Regions from separate parts of the Homo sapiens genome. Here regions 1, 2 and 4 are each linked to region 3. A link is a contact called in ENCODE Hi-C or POLR2A ChIA-PET data. All regions are on one chromosome and are shown on one strand. Each heading gives the region's core, a stretch centred on a gene start or an enhancer-like site at or near the end of the contact. The rest is flanking DNA. Distances are from core to core; before and after follow the strand shown.

Region 1 (4,816 bases), core at 1,653-4,152, 160 kb before region 3:
CGTGTAGTTCTAGCTTCCTATGTCTTCCGTTTCCTCCTTTCCATAGGTGCTTTTTGAGAGCTGCTATTTGAGATGCCAGGTGGAACAGTGGTTATAGGCAGAGACTCAGGGGTAAGACTGACCAGGCTTCAATCATGGCCCTTCCTCACTAGCTGCAGGACTTAGGAAAGTTAAGATGCCCCAGATCCCTGATTTCCCCATCTGTGGAGGGATAATAGTACCTACTCGTAGTGTTCTTGGGAGCATCAATGCTTATAATAGATTTATGGTGTTCTAGATGAAGCCTGGCATATAATAAGTATTAGCTATTAGGATGTGCTTGGCACAAAGGAGGGAGTCAAACAAGAAGTAATCTGTACCTCCAAGAAGCTATGAACATGCGGGCACTCACATCAACACATCTAGCTGTTTTGGAGGCCTTGAACAGAGCGCCTAGTGCCCAGCACAGTGCCTGGGTCTGGCTGGAGTGCAGTCAAAGCTTGTTGAAGAAATCCAGTTGTGCTAGTCTGAATCATGGCCCTCAAAGATGTCCACATTATAATCCTCAAAACCTGCAAACATGTTCCCTTACATGGTAAAAGAGGCTTTGCAAATGTGATAAAGCTAGTAATCCTGAGATGTGGAGATCGTTCTGTATTATCTATGTGGGTCTATTGCAATCACAAGGTCCCTAGAAGAGGAAGGTGAGAGGATCAGAGTCAGAGGAGGTGGGACAGGAAGCAGAGATTGGTGTGATGTGGCCACGAGCCACAGAATGCAGGCGGCCTCTAGAAGCTAAAAGAGGCAAGGAACGGATTCTCCCCTGGAGCATCCAGAAGGAACCAGCTCTGCCAACACCTTGACTTTAGCCCTGTATGATTCATTTTTGACTCCTGGCATCCAGAAATGTTAACAGTAATTTTTGTCCTTCTAAGCCACAAAGTACATGGGAATTTGTTGTGGCAGCAAGAAGAAAAACAATATACCAGCCTCATACTCTCTGGGGAGTTGGTGATAAGAGACCTGAGTCAGTTCCCCTCACAAAGGAACTTGTTCCTCTCTGGGGGGCCCAGCCAGCTCAAGAGGCTTAGGAAGGGAGAGAACCAAGGTTCAGAGGTGAGGAGTCCTGTTTCCCCTGCATCCCTGGCAAAGGGCCTCCAGGGGAGGAGGTGTGGGGTCTTACACTGCAGCCACCCCGGGAGTGGCCTGGAGAACAGGTCCTGGGATGCACCAGTGCCCAGAGCAGGGCTGCCTGTTTCCAGGGAGCAGGAGAGCTGGGGCAGCTTACCAAGTGCGGCCCAGTCCGTGTGGGAGGTGGATGCGAACAGTACGAGGGCGGCAGTACACCACGACCGAGGTACCCAGGAATAGATCCTGTGCTGGCCCCAGATTCTTTCTGAAGGAAGTGAGGTCCTCACACCCCACCCACAGTTCGAGCAGAGCAGGTCTTTTACAGCCTGACAGAGAAGACGTCACTCTCCAGAGCTGGAAGACCTAGCTTTTGATGCTGGCTTTTGCTCATTGCCAATGTGACCTTCAGCTAATCCCATAACCTCTCCAAGCCTCAGTTTTCTCAGCTGTAAAATGAGACTAATAAAAGTAGTAGTAGCCGTAATAATCATCATAATAAAAAGTGTCTAACACTTCCTGAGGGCCTAAACATGCTAGGACTATTCTAAGCACATTCTAGATACTATTTTATTGAGATTCCATCTCAGAACACTCTGCTTGGGTGGGTCCTAGTTTTGTCCCCTTTCTAAAGATAACAGGACTTATCCCAGAGAGTTGGATTGAGTTTTAATTCAATGAGTTAAAATTTATCAATCTTTTCCTGGCATACAGTAAGGTACATAGTAAATGACATATCTGTTAATATTATTTATTTTGCCCCCCATGGAGAGCCAGGATCCCCCAGATTCTTCCATGCATTTTGAGATGAGTTTGAGCCCCTCTGGAGGCTGCTTCAGATGCTCTGTGAATCACACAGATCATTTGGTTTACTTCTTAGTGCCCAGCTTAGCAGTGGGCACACAGTAGGAACTGGGGCAGCAGGTCTGGGCTGCACTTCCAGCAGAGTGTATGTGGGCCCTGAAGCTCTTTCACAGATATGGTTTGTTTTTTGCCCCTTGGATTGGTCCATAAACCTCAAGGGCTCTTCTGAATGACAAAGGCAGTGATCGGATCTGTTTTTCCTCCTGTATCCTGCAAATGGCTTTTCAGTGTGTCTGTCCCAGGTGGCTTGGATGTCAAAAGCCCGTTGGAGCCAGGCAGTTGTTTCATTGGTGAATATTGTTCTCCTTGGGAGTGAGCCCAGCCACCTCTCAGGAGTGCATGTCTCTGAGCATTGCTTGGTTCCAGCAACATGAATCTCAATTTCTTTTGACTCAACAGCAGTAGAGCCCTCCCTTGGAAGTTACACTGGGTGAAGTATTGATTGGAGCAGATGTAATGGGCTGATAAGCTTTCTGAGTGCCAAAGAATATTGGCTTCTTATAAGTGTCTTGGCATTTGTGGATCTCCTCTCATTGGGTCCTAGATGAAGCCCCACTGAGGCTGTCCTCTGTAATCAGCAGGGCAGGCTTCACCCTGTGAGATTGGGTTACACTTCACGCATCTGTCTCCCCAGGTTTCTGGGTGAAATCATTTTCAACCTGAATGCTTACTGGTTGACAAGCTACATACTGTCATCCCTGATGGATGGGATGGTGGGAGAAAAGCTACCACCTCATTAAGGGCACAGGTTAACTGAGGGTGATGGATTTTTCATAGCTCTGAGAAAGTCTACAAATCCTTTGTATAAACACTAGCTTGACAGTGAAAACAATTTTCCCTTCTTTTGTTGAGGGCAGCAGACAGAGTAAATATTGACAGATGGACAGGTGTGCTTTGCTAAGAGGCCCACGGCAGGTAAACGAAGCAGGGGAGGAATGCTTTGGTTGAGTCATTATCAACAAAGGGAAAGCCATTCTCTTTGGGCTCCATGTTTGGTATGATGGAGATTTTATGAGCCTGAAGAGGCAAGTTGGAACTTTGTAAGGCATTAAAGGCACATCTAGGGCTTGAATTTACCCACACCCACCCCGCCAAGATTCTGATGCAGAGGGCCTGAGGTGGAGCCCAGGCATCCATCTGTATGTTTACAAAGCTTCCCAGTGGTTTGGAGGGATGTGGTCCAAGGTGGTGAGCCCTCTTAAGACAAAAATGTTTGTGTTTAGTGTGACCCTACTCCCCAGGCATTTCCCAAATATGCTGTCTCGTCCTGAGAGCTTGGGGACAGTGTAGGTGATGCAAAGATACTACCTTAACCTAAAACTTTTAGAATGTTCAACTTGGACATTGCTGGGAAGAGAGCCTCATCAGGTACAAAGATGGATGTCCCAGTTGAAATTAAATTAAATTAAAATTAAAATCCAAACCCTGACAGGCCCCACTTGACCTGCCTACCATTCTATCAATCCCTCTGGCCTCACTGCCCCTTGCTCCCTGTACTTTAGGCTCCTGCCCTGATTAGCTCCTTTCTCCTCTGGCCCCCTCCACACATGCTATTCCCTCAGCCTGGATGCTCTTTTCCCGCTTTCTGTAAGGCCATCTCTGAACCACCCCCGGAGTTCAGAAGGTGTTCCCCATTATTCTCCCTCCTTATACCCTGTCTTCTTATTTATGAAAATGGTTGTCTTTTGCTTTTTGATCATCTCCCACATCATACTGTAAGTTCCATGAAAGCAGAAGCATTTTTTATTTCTACTACCATTGTGTCCTCAGAGCCCAGTGGACTTCCTGGCACATAGTATGTGTTCAATACAGGTTTACGTGGTGGTTGAATGAATCCACACAGAGCTGAATGAACTCACCATCTGTATTAGTCTGTTTTCATGCTGCTGATAAAGACATACCTGAGGCTGGGTAAATTATAAAGAAAAAGAGGCTCCACATGGCTGGGGAGGCCTCACAATCATAGCAGAAGGAGAAAAACTGTTCTTATATGGCAGTGGCAAGAACTTCCATGGCAGTGGCAAGAGAACTTACATGGCAGTGGCAAGTTCTTACATGGCAGTGGCAAGAGAGAATGAGAAAAACCAAGCAAAAGGGATTTCCCCTTATAAAATCATCAGATCTTGTGAGACTTATTCACTAAGAACAGTATGGAGGAAACTGCCCCATGATTCAAGGATCTCCCACCGGGTTCCTCCCACAACATGTGGGAATTATAGGAGCTACCATTCAAGATGAGATTTGGATAGAGACATAGCCAAGTCATACCACCATCCATCCTCAAAGGAACCTAGAGACCACAGCCTGATGTTTCAAGAGTCCAAGCTATTTTTTCTAAGAAAGGCACAGTTAGTGTGAAATAATGAAGTCGCATTCTTGGCTTCCTTGGTCAATGGCCCTCACAGTCTTCTGGCATTGCTTTTTCCCGTTGAGTCAGCTCTCTCCCATCTCATTCTAGGCTCCCCCGCCCACCTTCCCTCACTCATGCCATGCCCTTGTTTCCTTCTTTAGGGAAAATCACAAGCCACTGAGAAAACTCCTCTCAATGTTCTCACTCCTTTCTCCTTCCCTTCTTCATTTATGTCCATATCTTTCCTACCTTAGAGTCTCTCAGAGGCTGAGATGTCTTGTACTGAGGGTAGAACTAGGTCTGGGAAGGGGGCTGGGAGACACATGGGTCCTGGAAGAAGCTGGTAAGCAAAGGACAACCTCTAATATTTCCAACTGCCTTTAGCACCCTCTGCCTTCTAAATTAGCCTTGGTGGGAAAGTAGAGGCCCACTCCAGGTGGGGGCTACCATAAGCCATCTCTTGTCACCAAATCCTTCCTCTGTATATGCCTTTCC
Region 2 (5,517 bases), core at 840-3,339, 220 kb before region 3:
CTAAAGTTTAGCCTAATTATGTTAATAAGAAAAAATTTTTTTAAGAATTATATAAATTGTCCTAGGCCATATTTTTATTCACGTTGCTTTAGTTTGTGATTTCAATAGCTTTACTATTCAACAAAGTGTCAATACATTTTCAGGTTGTAAATACACATGTCACAATATAATGTATAACCTTTATTTAAAATATATCAAGCTACCTTTAGAGAAATTAAATTCCATTTTTTCTTAAGCCAATTATTTAACAGAAATGTATTGCATTCTCTTTATGAATTTTAAAGATGAATAGAAAGGAAAGAATGAGTAATTTCAAAACATGTAAGTTAAGTGTAGTTGCTTATTTTGCTCTGTAAAGTTTGGCTTAAAAAAGGTTTTAAATAAGGGGTAAAAACCTACTCTTGCACAGGCTATGTATTACATAACATTCACCTCTTGTACAGTAGATATTTAAGACTTTAGTCCTAGTTAAAGAAGTTTTCTTAAAAATTAAATAGGAAGGTTAAAAAAAGGAATGTGGGGGATGAAAGTTTATTCTACCTGCATACTTGGCCTGCATTAGGGTTGATATTCTTTATAGGGAGCGGGAAACCACAGAAAAAGATTAGGCTATTTGGTAAGCAAAATAGAGTGACAGATGATATTCTCTGCTCAAAAGAGCATTGACAAATTATTATTGGACTATGATATCTACAAGTTACTGGTTATGCTAATATACCAGGAGCTGTAGATAAAATATTTAGGTTCCTTGAGACCTTAAGATTATTTCAAGGGTTGGAAAGGCTAGTCTAGAGATTCTCTGGGTTCAGTTTCACAGGAGACCCACTTATCTTCTCCTGGATCCAGGGTATCCAAGTGATGTGGGGGACTATGTTGTTGAGGCTCCTATGATATAGATGCTCCGCCAGCCCCCTGTTTTCAGCCTAGGCTCACCTCCCACCTCCTGTGGTATCTGCTGCTCCACTTCCTGAGATATTCCAAGGCTGTCAGTTATGAATTAGCTTACCTCCCATTGGCTGCTGCCTCTGCCATGGCTTGGCCTTCCATAATTCAGTCTGGGTGGGCAGCCCTGGGAGAGAACCACTAAATTGGGTGATGCACTATGATTCAGTTATTTCTAACGCATTCTCAGACAGTGCTGGTCTTCAGCTCGCCCCACTCTTCGCATTCCCTCTTCTCAGACTTTGCGCTTTCCCAGCTTCCTGAGTCCATACCATCCCCTCATCTCCCCTAGTCCCCAGCCAACCCAGCCAGTGCCCTGTTATTTATTTATGGAGTGGCTCATCTTATTTGAGGATGACCCAGATTCCTTCCATCTATGAATCCTTATTTGCCAGCTGTCCTGTTACAAGCCCTGGGTAAGTTATATTAATAGACAGTGACTCATAGCACCGCACAATAATATAACCACCAGAGCCACTTAAGAGGGATGATATGAATGCACTGATTCCAGGTGGTCTGGGCCATATAATCAAGACAGCTACCTTTAGATGGTGGTGATGATGATAGGGGATCTAGTCTATTATTTTCTGGTCCCTTTGTAGAGTCTATTTATTTAAGCTTCTCTTGCCTGTATGAAATGGGTATTTTCTATTTTGTATATGAGAAAAAAGATCTCTGAAGTGTTAGCCAACTTGCATCAGGTCATAGCTGACTTGCATCAGCCAAGGCTGGAAGGGAAGTCTCTCTGATGCCCAAGCCCATGTTTTTCCACTGTCTGTTGCCTCAACTTTGATTATTTTCTGAGCAGCTTCAAGCAGGAAGAAGGAGATTTTTTTTGCCCACCTGACCATTATATTTTTACTTAGAGTTTCTGAACATTGTTGGCAATTTCTATTTCCAAATGTACTCGGTCGAATCCTCCCTTTGTAGGTGCTCATTGGCTCACAGAGGAATTGGCTGTAGTTTTGCTCACCCCTGCCAACCTCTTCCCTGTTGCCCCAGTAAGAAAGAACTGCCAGTGTTTGTACCATGCATGGACCTAATTAGTAGCTTTAATCAACCAGTACAAAGAGTGCCTTCCCTTTCCTGCTCTTGAGATTTCCAAATGTGCCTGCAGGATGGTTGCCTGTGATGCCTGGTGGTGCTCCCACAAAGGTGGGTTCCAGCTTATGCTCCTCATCAGCTCACGTGCCTGTGTCTCATGGTACTTGGTTCTAGCTGGGATGTTTTTGTTCCTCGAGGAGTCCAGGTGTCCTGTTTTTCACTCTCTGGGCCATGTGATTCCAGTGTGTTTATCTCAAATAATGTGTTCTGTTGCAAAAGGGAAAGAGCTAACATTAATTGGATGGAATTCTCAAGCCTAACATTGTACTAGCCGTTTTACATGCATTATCTCATTTAATCCTTACAGCAATCCAAGAGAGAGACAGTATTAAAGGCATTTACTGATTCATCAATAAACAGCATTGAAAATAGAGTATGTCCCGGAGTATGTTCCATTTGTGTTAGGTTGTTAAGTGCTGTGGGTACAGGGTAAATAACGGACAGTTTCTGTCCTCAGGGAACATGTAGTTAAAGGAAATTACAAATATTAAAACAAATAACTGTAAGTACCATGGACGTTGTGATGCTAACAACATGATCGGTATTATCACCGCAGTGACTACAGGCTCTATTACAATGCCCACAACTGCTCAGACGTGGTTTCCCAGTTATTCCCCATGACATCCTTTTGAGGTCTACAGTATCAAAATCCTATTTTCTGTTGAGACAACTGAGGCTTAGAGAGTTAAGTAATTTGTCCAAGATCCCATTAACAGAAATTGTTTGAGGATTAAAGAAGAAATTATGTGTAATATGGCAGGCAATGTAGCATAATGGTTATCAACAGGAAGACCCAGACTGCATGAGTTCAAATGTAAGCTGTGCTAGTTACTAGCTGCTTCATCTAGGAACAATTGTTTAACTCTTTGTGTCTCAATGGTCCCAATCTGTGAAATGGGAATAATAGTAGTACCTGCTCATAGTTATTATTCCCATGTTACAGGTGGGAAAACTGAAGCAGAAATATTAAGTCACAGGTTTATGGTCAGTGGCCAACCTGAGGCTCAGCCCAAGTCTACCTACCTGCAAAGTTAATGCTGTTACTATCGTCCTCTAGAAGAAGTTGGATTATTTTCCAGGCCATCAGAACACCAAGTTGATTCCTGGACCCCCTTACAATGGTGTCAGAGTAAAATGCCAAAGTACCTTTTGAAAGATGTCACTGGGCCTCCACCATTTGATATCTGGCCCTGGACACATTTACAAAGCAACATTTATGGGAATCTTCACTCAAGAGAAATGTGCTTAAATATAAGTGCTGGTGTGTAAACATGAATTGGCAAGTGGATGAGGAAGGAAAAAAATGAAGCTGGACAGGCCTTCAAGACAGAGAAGACCTCTGGGACTGACTGTGTGCATGACTGTGTGTGTCTGGTTGGGGTGGGGTCATCTCATTTGTGGAGAGAGCTTCTCTTCGAGATAAAAGGGACCTCTTCCTGCCAGAGATGAAAGAATGAAATGGTTTTATGCAAACGGTCCCCACTGAGAAGTGCCAGATCTCCATTAAAGGTGTCTGTCTTGTGTAACTGGTATTCAGAGCTTGACTCGCCAAGACCATTTGTTCTCTGAGGATGTCTAGAGACAATAAGGCTGGTGTTTCTTCTTGGACACACACACACACACACACACACACACACACATTTTGGCTGTGCTAGAGCTTTCAGCTGCCAACATATTCCCTGCCTGGGCTCCAGCGACAGCTGATAACCCCCATTAACATCTTGCTGCAGATGCTGGCAGCCTCACAGATCAGTCCCTACCTCAGGGCAGATTGCTGCAGAGCAGTTCCTCCCCCTTTCTTCCTCCACCACAACCCTATTAGGACCAAACATGTTTTTCCTTTTACCTCAGACATGCTTCTTCTTGTCTGGCCTCTTGTTTTTCTCCTGTACAGATTTATGAGGAGGATTCACGGAAACCCCCTGAGCCTCAGCTAGGCCTAGGGACAAGGCTAGCTTCTAGGAGGCATCTCATGGTTTGCATTCCATTCCATCCCCTGACCCTTTCGATCATGGAAGCTCACACACACGTACGAGTGTAAACCCATTGCACATATCTTTTCTAACCAGTCATGAAGTTTGGGTGTGTCTTCCTCTTGGAAATCTCTTCAAACTATCCATTTCACTTCCATCAGCACTGCCTGCATATAGACCACCACAGTATTTTGCTTGAACTTCTTCAGTAAAATCCCTAAACTTTCTCTCTGGTCTCCCTGCCTTCCCTCTTTCCCCACTGAAATTCACTCCCCCAAGTGAGCTTTCTAAAATGCAAATCTGATTTTGTGAGTCTCTTGCTTCAAGCCTTTAAATGCTTCCCTGGTATCTCCAAGACCGAGGATAAGTTCTGGCTCATGGTGGATGTTCAATAGAAGTTTCTGGAGTTAAGTAGAGTTGAATCTTCATTTTAAGCCAACGGAATATTCATTCTGAGAACTCGTTAAGAATGGCTTTATCTTGAGGACTTCATTCCTCTTCTAGTTTGTGCCTTCATACTCATCTGAAGTCCTTTATCTTATGTTAGAAGACTCTTTTACCTATAATTTTGTGTTCAGTGATGTTGGGGGTCTTCTGCAAAAAATTATTTTATATTCCAATAAGAAGTGGAATGTTAGAACTGGAAAGGACCTTTGAAGCTATGCTTTTAGCTTGAATAGGCTCAATAATGTGTTTGGGTTTCTGATCATTTGATGGAAAGGCACAGATTTAAAAGTTATAAATGTCTACCCCAACTTCCATCAACATGAAGCCAAATCTCAACAAAGGGCACAGTCCCCCACCCACAAATAAGCATTCATGAAAACGTAAAGAACAATTTTGATTTTAAGTTCTTGAGATGGCTTCCTCACAAGGCATCTTGGAGATCAACCAGGATGACATTTAAGAGATAGGGAAACTGAGGCATGGAGAAAGGAAGTGAGTGTTCTTAGGTCACAAAGACAGTGAGTGGCAGAACCAGGATTAGTATCCTCATCTCCTGGTTCACAAAGTGTGAGCACACAGTCTCCTAAATTGCCCCTGTGGAAGAGAATCTTTACCTAGGATAATCAAATACCACAGACGACATCCATGAAACTAGCAAAGCGGGTGATTTCAGTCAAGAATTTTCCCACTTCCCTGTAGGATAGCATCACTTATCTCAGTATCTAAAGGTAACAATGTAAGAGTCAAGGAAAATTAAGCACTAACATGGATGAATCACCATTTTGGGTTACAATACATACATTATCTCAAGTATTATTATCAAAATTTTTACAGATAAGGGACTGAAACACCAAAAAATTAAGTCATTTGCTTAGGTCTAATGTCCGCATTGGATTTGAACCCAGATCTCATTGATTCAAAAGTGGCAACTTCTTTTCTTTTCATAAATATATTTTTTCCAAATACCATAAGGACCACAAAAACTATAACAAATTAGAGCAATTTAAGAGCAATAAAGACAGTGCTTAAATATCCATCAACATACTTACAA
Region 3 (5,578 bases), core at 47-2,546:
TCCTCCAATTGTAAACCCCAGCACTCCCACTGAACACACTGGCCATGCCAAAAGTTCACACATCGGCCACGCAAAGAGCTCAAAGAGATCCATTCAGTACCTGGGAAGGCACGATCACTACGGGGAGAATCAGAAACCACGCGATCGCCAGGTGGCCTTCAAAGAAGCCTCCTCCCAGAAGGTCCAGAATCCCATCCAGAGACATTTCTGTCACTCTTCTCAAGCCACCTCATCATCTCTCTCTGCAGTTGAACTGCTGATGTTTCTGAGATTGTGGGTTTGTTCAAAATGAAGCTTGGCAGAATCATAATTTATAGGCTAATATTTTGTAAGTAGAGACAATTCATGACTTAGAATCTTATGAATAAATTGCTCCTGTTTTATTGCTCTGTGTGTGTGTGTGTGTGGGTGTGGGTGTGGGTGTGGGTGTGTGTGCATATAACTTTTCTTTTTCCACGTTTACCTCTTGAGTGGGCCCATTAAACTGAGAAGTACTGCGTGAGGTCTTGAGATAGCACAAGCCTTCGCCACCCCTGTAAAGGTGTGACGTGTGTCTAGGCAAAACCCTGGCAGGTCTCCAGGCGGTCCTTCTGAGTTAGGGCTCTGAACACTCTCTCTTAAAGCCCTGAGCTATGAACACAGCTTTGAACGGGACAGAGAAAGACCAAGTCAGAGGGGGAGCAGCTGTGTCTTTCTCCTCTCTGCTTCATTATAGACAAAATTGACCTCTGGGCCAAGTCTCATTAACTAATTGAAGAGTTCATAGTCACACAGTGTTTCTCAAAACGAGATTCAGAGAACACGAGCATCAGAAACACCTGAAGTGTTTGTTGGAATTGCAGCTACCTGGGCCCCATTTGGTGCCTGTTGAATCAGAATCTGTGGTATAAGAACCTAAGATCTGCATTTCCAATACACTTATAAGTTGAGTGTCAAGCACAGTAAAGTTTGGGCAGCCCGTCCCTTAATCTTTTCACATCCCGTCAGATTACAGATTTATATTTTAACAAAAGCCTTTATTTCCATAAGCCAACAGGGGAACTTCAGATACTGCTGTGGGGCAGCAGGGGAGATGTTGTTAAGCAAAGGGAGAAGGGCTTCCAGCGCCTCTTGATTTTTTCTGCAGAGGTAGCTGCACATGCAGCTGGTCAGAGTTTACCTTCTATGTCCTACCCCTGTGAATGCACCCCAGAGCTGGAGCACGCATTGAGGTCAGGGGGGCGCCTACCTGGAAGGACCTACCTGGAAACTGGATATCCAGTGAGGAGAGGAGAAGGGGCTGTCAGAAAATCAGCTCACCTCTAGACGGCGGCAACTCAGATAAGAGGAGCTTGTACTTCCGGTCTCTCCTCCCTCATCCCTTTCTGGTTGGGAAATTTTGTTCAAGCTACCGCTGTATGCTTCTGTTTTCTCTGAAGAAAATGGAGACTAATATTTATGCCTGCCTCAATAAATACATTTTTATTATAATTAATTTTGAAAGGTCCTGAGATTGGTAGGAAGATCACGTCCTCAGAGGCAGGTGTTGTGAACAGTGGATATGAAGTTGCATGGAAAATCTTCCACATGCTCAGTCCATCCCCAAGGGAAAAGGAATGTCTGGTGGGAAGTGAAGAGCTCTGAGCCCCTGCCTTCTCTGCTGCAGCACCCACCATCTTCCTCTTCTATTCCAGCCATGCGAGGCTTTTTTCTATTCCTTGAACCCAACAAACATTGCTCGTCTTCAGCCAGGATTGGGAAGCACTGCTCAATCCACTGCTGTATATAAATCTAGCTCACGGGTTGGGACTTTTCAGGCAGGGAAAGGCTCATTAGGAAACTGAGGCTGATTTTGGATGTTTCCAGGTCAGGAAGGTTGTATGTGTAGGTTTTCTTCTGCATTGGGCACAGAACATTGGATGGTCATTCTCATTCCCATCTTTGGCAAGGGCTGGGATGAAGTATGTGCTGGTGGTTCCTGAGCTGCCTAGCAGAGACGTGGGCTTGGGGAGGAGGACATTTTCTTTCCAGCAGGTGCTCGAGAGGACTCAAAGAGGTGATGAATGGAGCAAACAGAGCCTGGACTCCATCCAGGTAGACAGGGCTTATACCCAAATCTGTCACTTACTAGTTGTATGATCTTGGTTAAGCCTTAGTTTCCTCCTCTATAAAATGACTCTAAATAGTAACACCTACCTCAGAGTTGTTATGAAGATTAACAGACATAAGGTGTGTAAACCAATTACACTGTGTCTAGTACACATGACTGCCCTGTTCATACTAACTATGGTGATTTGATGTTTGGGAGCCACGCTTTTTAGTCTTTAAGGTCTGTGTAATCTCGCTGTCTTGTTTTATTTTATATTTCCCCATTTATTCTCTATTCTCGCTCCTGTTTCCTCCCATTTCCCTCTCCTGTCTTCCTTCCTGGGATTTCTTATATGTCCTTAGATTATCTCCAAAAAACACAGAACTTGGTTTTGTGTGTATATTAAAGTTTAATATCCTTAAGTAGTAACGTGCTATAAATCGTTTACCACCTTTTGCACTCAACACTAAGATTTTTAGAGGTATCCATATTATGGTTTGCCAGTGGTTCTCAACTTCACTATGAAACAGAATCACTTGGGAGCTTTTGAAAAATTTCAATACCTGGACCTCCATTCCAGTTATTCTGATTTAATTTGTCTAGGGTGCGGGCCAAGCCTCAGGTCATTCTAAAGTGCAGCCAGGATTGAGAAGCACTGCTCAATCCACTGCTGTATATAAATCTAGCTCACAGGTTGGGACTTCTCAGGCAGGGAAAAGCCCGGGGTTCACCTTTTTCTGCCTCACCAAGTCTCTGCAGTAAAATCAGGTGATGACGACCCTAAGGACAGCGTTAAAAGGAAAAAGAAGAGAGGAGAAGGCAACTTGCAGCCTAAGGCATATGTAAGAAAGAGCAGAAATCAGAACTCCTACTCTGCCCTATTTGTCAGAGTCATGTTATTGATTCATCTGTTCGTCCATTTAATCACCCAGGATTTACTGAGCTCCTCAGACATTCTGCTAGGTGCAGGGAATACAGCAGTGAACAGGGTAGACAGTCTCAACACTCAGTGGCTTTCATACCTGTTAAAATAAAGCTTCTCAGGCCTCATGTCGAGAGCTTCTGACCCAGTAGGTACAGGGCTTGGCTCAGGAGTCTACATCTTGAAAAAGTGCAGCAGGTGATACCAATGCCTATGATCCTGGGAATCTTTTGTAGAAAATTGGTCTAGCCAATTTATGAGTCAGGTTGTTTTTAAGCATGCTTGATAAATTTAGCCCATTTCTCCCTTTTAGAATTTTTTTTGAAACAGCAGAACCCCTATTTACTATGTGTCTTCAGCAGCAACTACAGCCTTAGAACTCTCTTCCTCTGACTAGACATTCCTATACATGATACCACCAACAATTAATTCATTGTTGCTGGTGCACCCACATTATACAGTTGCTATAGAGTCATGGTCACATTTAAGCCCTACCAAAACTCTGCGAGGTAGGTCTCATCCTTCATATGAGAAAACTGAGGCTCATGTTGGTTAAGTGATTTTCCCAAGATTATACCTCCAGGAATTAACCACATGTCCCTCTGCTTCAAGACCTGGGCTTCTCGCCACCATATTGCATGAGGCTCCCTAGAAGGCCAGGACAGTCTTCACTCATCCTGTTATCTCTTGGAATACCCAACTACACTAACAGATGGCTATTCCAATCACAATCACTGAACCAGTTATTAGCTGGATGCTACATTCTTTCCATACACAAAGTATACAGAGGAATCCCTCTCATCTGGAGTTAACTGGCACTAGTAGCTGGTTGGCTCATTGGAAAAACGTAGCTCAATCTGGGAATCATTAAAAGGTGATGTATGTATACAGTAAGTATTTTATTTTAACCTGAAATATATAAATGTATATTCATGAGCCAGACCTCTAATGTGGAGCCAAAGGGTTTTTTAATTTTTTTCCACTTTAAGTTCTCTGATTGGAGTTTCAGTACTCTTTCTAACATAACCTATACCGATAATATATATTCTAGAACTTCTAATGTTTATTTTCTTAAAGTAGAGTAAAACATATTTGTACCTTCTAAATAAGCTAAGTACAAAATCCTATTAAAATACATAATTCAGGAATATATTAAAATTTTAAATATACAGATAAGTTGATAAAATGGCAAAATAAACACCAAATACCCACTGCCTAAATTAAACAACTGTTAACATTTTGTCGTATTTACCTTATTTCTCATGCTATTTTTAGAGCTGCATCTACATCCATTCATCTATCATCCATCTATACATTGTTTTTTTGCTAAATATTTGAAAATAAGTTGCAGATATCATGACACTTCACCCATAAATATGTCAGCAGGTACCTCCTGAGTATAAGAACACGCCTCTATATCATTTTCACACCCTGAAAAATAATGGTAACTTTAAAATAACATCTGATATTGAGCATTCAAATTTCCCCAACCGTCACAAGACTGTCTTTTAGAGGTGATTTTTTTCTCAATCAAGATTCAGTCTTGGTTCATGCATTGCATTTGATGTTATATTTTTTTGGCCCGCCATTTTTTTTTTTGACAGTGACTTTTGGAAGAGTTCAGACCATTTTGTAATATTCTGGATTGAACTGTTTTCTCATGGTACATGTTTCTCTTTACCCTGTGATATAGTTTGGATATCTGTCCCTTCAAAATCTCATGTCAACATTTGATCCCCAACACTGGAGGTGGAACCTAGTAAGAGGTGTTTGTGTCATGGAGGTGGATCCCTTATGTATAACTTGGTGCTGTCATTGCAGTAATGAGTGAGTTCTCACTATATTAGTTCTCATGAGATCTGATTGTTAAAAAGAGTCTGTCACCTCTTCCCTCTTCTAATCTTGGCAGAAGGTGCAGAGGGAGCTTGTCACATGGCTCCCTCTCTTGTTATGTGACATGCCTGCTCCCTCTGCACCTTCTGCCATGACTAGAAGATTCCTGAAGCCCTCACCAGAATCAGTTGCTGGCACCATGCTTCTTATATAGCCTGCAGAACTGTGAGCCAAATAAACCTCTTTTCTTTATAAACTACCCAGCCTCGGGTATTCCTTTATAGCAACACAATGGTCTAAGACACCCTGAATTCACTGTAAACTGGATTAAGGTTATAAGCTTCAGTAGATTCAGCTTGAATATTTAGGACAGAATTCTTCACTGGGAATGCTGTGTACTTCATATGGCATTACATCTTCTGCAGGTATTTCTGGCAAATAAATATAAGCATTTATCTTAAGTACGTACTTGGAAATGAAATTTCTGAGTCATAGCATATACAAATGTAGTTTTTTCAAGTGGTCATATCAGTTTTCACCCTTCAAATTCATCCTACAAACAGAGTTCCAGTGGCTCCACATCTTCACCAACATTTGAAATTGTCAGTCTAATAAGTTTGTAATGGTATTGGATTATGATTTCAATTTGTCTTTCCCTGATGACCTCGAGCTTATTGTGTGCTTATGGTTTAATTAGATGTAAAGTGCTTAATTATTTTGCTCAGTTTTAAACTGGCATGTCTATCTTTTTAAAT
Region 4 (5,392 bases), core at 876-3,375, 240 kb before region 3:
ATGAGGATTTTAATGAAAGCCGAGAACATGATTACTTTACCTTGTAGAGAAAATAGCCTTCCTTTTTAGACCAATTTTATAAGAAGACCTCAGGAGAAACAGTACATTTCTATAAGTGACTTTATTAAGAGGAAACTTTCTGCAGTGTGGCAATGGCAGCCTTGCCATTTTTCATGTTTCAAGTGTCGAGTTTCACTTTTCCTGCTAGCAGAGAGGCCTTCAGCTTAGATACCTCCAATTTATTTCTGTTTGGCTTTGCAGGCCATTAAGCAATGGATTTGGCCACAGACTCGCCCTTCCTAATGATGTTTTTCTTGGGCTAATATAAAAAACCAGTTGGCAATTGCCAAGTAACCACAGGATGACAGCTTGGAGGAAGGACACAAAGGGTCCAGGTATGTAACAAATGGCAAAAAGAAGTCAGCACGTGATTTAGGCAACGCTGAACCCACAGAGTGGGCAAGGTACCCCTAAAAACATGTCTGTAAATCATTCGTTTGGAGGGGCTAACACAGCTGGAGCCACTGTGGCTCTGGAAAGCCACCATCACTGCCCTTGAAAGACAAATGGAAAAAATAAACCCTTGAGTGCCAGGCTCCTCCATCCTTCAATGCCTAATTGGTTATCCTGGCACAAAAGACTTTTACAATGTCACAAAGCCAAGTTCTATGATGATAGGACAGTGGAAAAGAAAACACTACCAGCGTCAGTGCCCAAAAAGCCACCATGCGAAATGAGGGAGGGACATATTTGAAGTCTGAGTTGTGTTCTAATTTTTCCACCTTGAACAGAGAATGCTCTGAAGGAACTTACCATTTAAATAAAGCACGCTGAAAGTTCTTGAAATCTGGGCGTGGTGGCTCACGTCTGTAATCCCAACATTTTGGGAGGCTGAGGTGGGTGGATCACCTGAGTCCAGGAGTTCAAGACCAGCCTGGCCAACATGGTGAAACCCTGTCTCTACAAAAATACAAAGATTAGCCAGGCATGATGGCAGGTGTCTGTAATCCCAGCTACTTGGGAGGCTGAGACAGGAGAATTGCTGGAGCCTGGGAGGCGGAGGTTACAGTGAGCCGAGATCTCGCCATAGCACTACAGCCTAGGTGACAGAGCAAGACTCTGTTGAGACTCTGTCTCAAACAAAACAAAACAAAAGCTCTTGAAATGTTAATGACAGCTACCATTTCTTGAGTATGCACTCTATGCCTTGCATGGTTCAAAGTGCTGTATGCCCACATTATCTTACTGGAGCCTAAAATCTATAAGAAGACAATACTATTATGATCCCTATGTCCAGGATACTTGTCACCTTGTCTCGGACACACAGAAGTATCTCTAGTTCGAGTGGACAAAAGACTTCCTCGGATGTTGTGTTCAGGCCCCTGCTTGTAACTGAGGATCTCGTGCACTACCCCTGCTGTAGCTGAGTGGATATTTTGGAAACCCGGAATCTAGTTTGGCTCATTCTTTCATCTGGCTCATAGTGATGAGGAAGGGTTGGTGAAAATTCAAGTTGAAAGTGTCAGCTCAGATCCTGGGCTATCTCCATCCTTATCCACCTGTGAATGTACCTCATGATAGTCCTTTCTTTCTGGCACATTGCATCCTCCTCAATCCTGCATCCTCACTCTCTTGACAACTTGAGGCTTGGAAGACTTCAGGTCATCAAAGGAGATAAACTTCTCTCCCCACTGATTTTCATATCCATACAGAAAGAGGGTGAGGTGTTTGCTCTTGATGGTAGCCTTGTCTTTGGAAAGCAGCATGCTCAGTTCACCCTAATTGTTGGTTTGCTGGGACTATAGGAAGGACATTGCTCTCCTCTACCAGATGAGACAAGAAGTCCGAGGCTTAGAGAAGAAAAGATTTGCTCAACTGAATACATTTAAAATGTGAAAGAGCTGGAATTTGAACCCAGACTCCCAAACCCCAGCTCTTAACCACCATGACAGGCATGGCAGCAAATCTAAGAAGCTGTTCCAGAAATAACCAGTAGTCATTCTCTTCAGATCTGTCCAAACCTGATTTCTCTGCCAGCAAAGATAAGCCTGGACTGCTGAGTTTTCACTGTCACGCCTCCTCACATATGAAGGCCTGAGTCCTCCCAGCCTGGCCTGCCTCCCAGTGACAAGTTAGGCTCAGACAGCAGGCTCTGTGCCCATCTGTCTCACTTCCCTCACTGTCCAGAGACCCCTCTCCTTCCTCTCTACTTCCTCCCTTCTACCCCCACTCCCCATCAATATTATCTCTTTTGGATGCAGACCTGCCTTTGAAGTAAACCAGGAGATTTCTTTGAGCGGGGGGTGGGGAGTGGGGGGTTGGGAAAAGTGTCTGGAGAGGTTGGTGAGGAGAAAAAGATGGGAAAGGGGCCTTCATCTTTTTCTTTCAACTCTGACCCGCTGATCAAAGCTCTGGCGGAACAGCAGTATTGAAAGGATCTGGTTGTAAAGACAGGATGGGTGTCAGTCCCCAGGACGGTATTATATGCTTGGAAAGGGATGAGAAATCAATTCATAAAGTAGATGAAAAATAAATAAATTAATTAATAAACCAGTCACAAGCAGGAGGGGAAAAAAAAAAAGCCCTACCATTTGCCCAGTTTCCAAGGAGCTCTTTGATAATACAGTGACTCTAGGCCATACACATTGGTCACATTATTTATCACTGGAGCATGAATGTCCTAACCACATCCAAGGGTTTTCACTGGGCTCCTTAAATCATCCAGGACCACAATGAAATGCAAATAGCCTCATGGAGAATTGGGAACAAAGAAAAGGCAGTTCTGGCCTCCAGCCTCCTCCCTCAAATCTGGAGTCAGCCCCAGGGCCCTAGTGGGGGCTTTTTTTGTTCACTCTGCCAGTCATTTTGTGTTGCTTTGTGTGGCTGGGACGACTGAGTTGGTCTATGGATTGGGTTCCTGGGACCTTTTTGTTGTTGTTGTTGCTTGTTCTTGAATATTGTTGAACCTGATCATAAGGAATGGAGTGCACCTGCAAGTAAGTTACTTTCCCCTAGAAACACCTTAAAGTATTTCTGTCTTTTCTTCATAGAATGATAGAAGTAGAAAAATACAGGATGATATTTGTACAGTTTTGGTTCGGAGTAAGTTAAATACAGAGAGGAAAGAATAAGACTGTTTTGGGCAGTGGGCTGGAGGTCTAGTTTCTCCTCTTGCTGGACTAACTCTGCCTTTCTGGGTGAGTGATGAAACCTCTCTGGTTTTCTGTTGCTTCATATATAAAATGGGGCTACCCATCATGCCCACTTTCTTTACCTCCTGTACCCCAACTTCCCCAGTCATGTGGTCTGAGTGAGACTGACATTCTTCCTAGCTTCAAGAATAGACTCTGACTTGGGCCAATCAGCATGCAGCCCTCTTTATAAACATCCTGATTGGTTCAGATATGGGCACATGATCTAAGCCAATCCAATCCAAGGAAATCTTAGGACTATTGTTGGAAATGCTGAGACACAGTGTCTTATTTCTGTTGGATGTGAATGAAGGATCATGTAGCTGTGGAGCTGTTTTCAGTCATTTTGACACCATGAGGGGAAAGACTACTTGAGAATGGAACCAACATCAAAGAAAATGGACTAATAATAAGCTAAGGAAAAAAAAAAAAAAAGGGACAGAGGGAAACCAGGTCCTGATCTCAAAATACAGTCCTGGATTAAGCTTTGCTGGAAGCTTCTACCATCCTTGGGCCATTCAGTTACATGAGCTAATGAATTCCCTTTATTGTTCTAGTTTGATTTTCCAAACGCTAATCGTCTAGGATTGGTCTGAGTGTCAGGGAACAGACCTTTTGACCTTTGGAGTTTCTTCTAGAAGAGAAAGGAAAAAAATCTAAAAACATTTTTTGGCTGCCTAATTTGTTCTAGGAATTGTTTCAGGCATCAGAGAACACTGGTGAAGAAGCTGTGGTTTTGTGTGTAGACAAACTTGGCTTAGATCCTCAAATCCCAAAGGTGAGTCAAATCCAAAATTCGAAGGTGAATAGGCCCACAGCCTTCATGACTCAAAGAAGGCCATTGAGGTGCTTTATCTCCTGAGCTGTGTATAAGACCTCAGTTGTTCATTTGGGAGATTTGAGTTTCACAATATCATGAATACTTCAGGTATTTACCTTAATAAAATCTCCTTATAGGGTGAGTATATTCATATGGATTACAAGTGTTCACTTGTATTGAAGGAATTAATCCTCAAAGTGCAACTAAATACTAATCAGAAAGATAACTGATTGATAAAGCCCATGTAAGTCTCCTTTTTTTGGCTTGCAGAGGCTTGGTTGGTTCTTTGAAAGCTGATCAGCACATTAGTGTTCACAAGACCTGGTGCTTTGCAAATCAGATGGAATCTGACTGCACTGGCTTTCCTGATATCCTGGGGAAACATTGGCCAACCATATTTTGCTGGGCAGTGGGAGTTGGAAATATTTCTAAATCCATTTTCTCTGTGGGGAGATTGGAGTATGATCAATTATCAATAATCTGTGGCGCTAAAGACAAGACATTTACCACCACACAGTTTTGGCTTTATTTCCTCCACTATGTGGCATAGGTGCCAACATTCCCTGTCCCAGCTCTGGTCCTACCCCAAGGATAGAAATTTCTAGTCAGTTGAGCCTTCTTTCAATACACAAGAAAGGTGTCCTTCAATTTCTCAAGGCAGTGCTTAGGAAAGCCATTTTCTATTTCTTTCACTTAGGATTCTCTTGGCTACAAGAGATGGAAAACCCAACCCATTTTAGTTTATGCAGAATGGGGAACTTTATAGTTTCTATAATGGGACAGTACAGAGGAAAGATCTGGCTGCAGGCATGGCAGGAATCAGGGCTCAAATGACTTGCAGGCAGGACTCTGCTTCCCTCTCTCAGTTCTGCTTAATTCTGTATTGCCATCATTCCCAGGCTGCTGCTTCACGCTTGCAAGGAGCTGCTAACTGCACCCTGTACCTCCATTCAGACTCACAGCCATTGGAGAAAGAGAAGGGTGAGACCCCCAAGAGCTCAAATAAAATCAGGGGGATGAGTCTCATTAGCTCTGATTGGTCTAATTTGAGTCACATGCCTATCTCTCAGCCAATCACTGTCACCCACAGCATCATGTGCTTATTGCTGAACCAATCACTGTCACCAAGGGAAGGATATGTGCTGACTGGCTTAGCCTGGTCATGTGTTCCCTCCTTAGAGTCTAGAGGGGTAGAAATGATGAAGGCAGCTTCACAGGGAACACATAAAATGGGAAATGCTGTGCAGTGCTTCCTATCAAACAATATCATAGCATAACAATTTGCAATTGCAAAAATGTGGAACCAGCACAAATGCCCATCAATCAATGAGTGGATAAAGTAACTGTGGTATGTTTATGCAGTGGAATACTGCTCAGCCAT

What was found. A loop is a pair of places that touch in the nucleus more often than their neighbours do. ChIA-PET counts read pairs that join two places held with the same protein, here RNA polymerase II (POLR2A). Pooled maps may share reads with other maps.
Region 1: a map of ascending aorta shows a loop between it and region 3 (2.0-fold over the local background). The contact joins the enhancer-like site here to the promoter of CASC18 in region 3. A Hi-C loop is called at or near these places in 1 of 168 maps with a recorded cell type or tissue (ascending aorta) and 3 of 50 pooled maps. POLR2A ChIA-PET finds 5 or more read pairs at or near these places in 1 of 52 experiments (H1).
Region 2: a loop to region 3 is called in a map of posterior cingulate gyrus, with 2.3 times the contacts of the local background. The contact joins the enhancer-like site here to the promoter of CASC18 in region 3. A Hi-C loop is called at or near these places in 2 of 168 maps with a recorded cell type or tissue (endothelial cell of umbilical vein and posterior cingulate gyrus), 1 of 37 single-sample maps with no recorded cell type and 7 of 50 pooled maps. POLR2A ChIA-PET finds 5 or more read pairs at or near these places in 1 of 52 experiments (WTC11).
Region 4: a loop to region 3 is called in a map of ascending aorta, with 3 times the contacts of the local background. The contact joins the enhancer-like site here to the promoter of CASC18 in region 3. A Hi-C loop is called at or near these places in 2 of 168 maps with a recorded cell type or tissue (ascending aorta and endothelial cell of umbilical vein) and 6 of 50 pooled maps.

Annotation. Positions count from the first base shown.
Region 1 is chr12:105,858,782-105,863,597 of GRCh38, reverse strand. No RefSeq gene overlaps it. Among named protein-coding and RNA genes, the nearest start is that of CASC18, 160 kb to the right of the region's middle. RefSeq lists an enhancer at 1,942-2,443. Within about 2 kb of position 2,902, at least 3 of the 41 ENCODE cell types and tissues checked have a DNase peak (open chromatin) inside an H3K27ac peak, as active enhancers do; they include ascending aorta, where a contact is called at or near this core.
Region 2 is chr12:105,918,668-105,924,184 of GRCh38, reverse strand. No RefSeq gene overlaps it. Among named protein-coding and RNA genes, the nearest start is that of CASC18, 220 kb to the right of the region's middle. Within about 2 kb of position 2,089, at least 3 of the 41 ENCODE cell types and tissues checked have a DNase peak (open chromatin) inside an H3K27ac peak, as active enhancers do.
Region 3 is chr12:105,699,921-105,705,498 of GRCh38, reverse strand. CASC18 (cancer susceptibility 18) reads right to left here and starts at 1,296. Exons shown (of 5, transcript NR_110109.1): 1 at 1,243-1,296. LOC105369959 (a long non-coding RNA gene) reads left to right here. Exons shown (of 3, transcript XR_945309.3): 3 at 1-383.
Region 4 is chr12:105,943,429-105,948,820 of GRCh38, reverse strand. No RefSeq gene overlaps it. Among named protein-coding and RNA genes, the nearest start is that of NUAK1, 190 kb to the left of the region's middle. Within about 2 kb of position 2,125, at least 4 of the 41 ENCODE cell types and tissues checked have a DNase peak (open chromatin) inside an H3K27ac peak, as active enhancers do.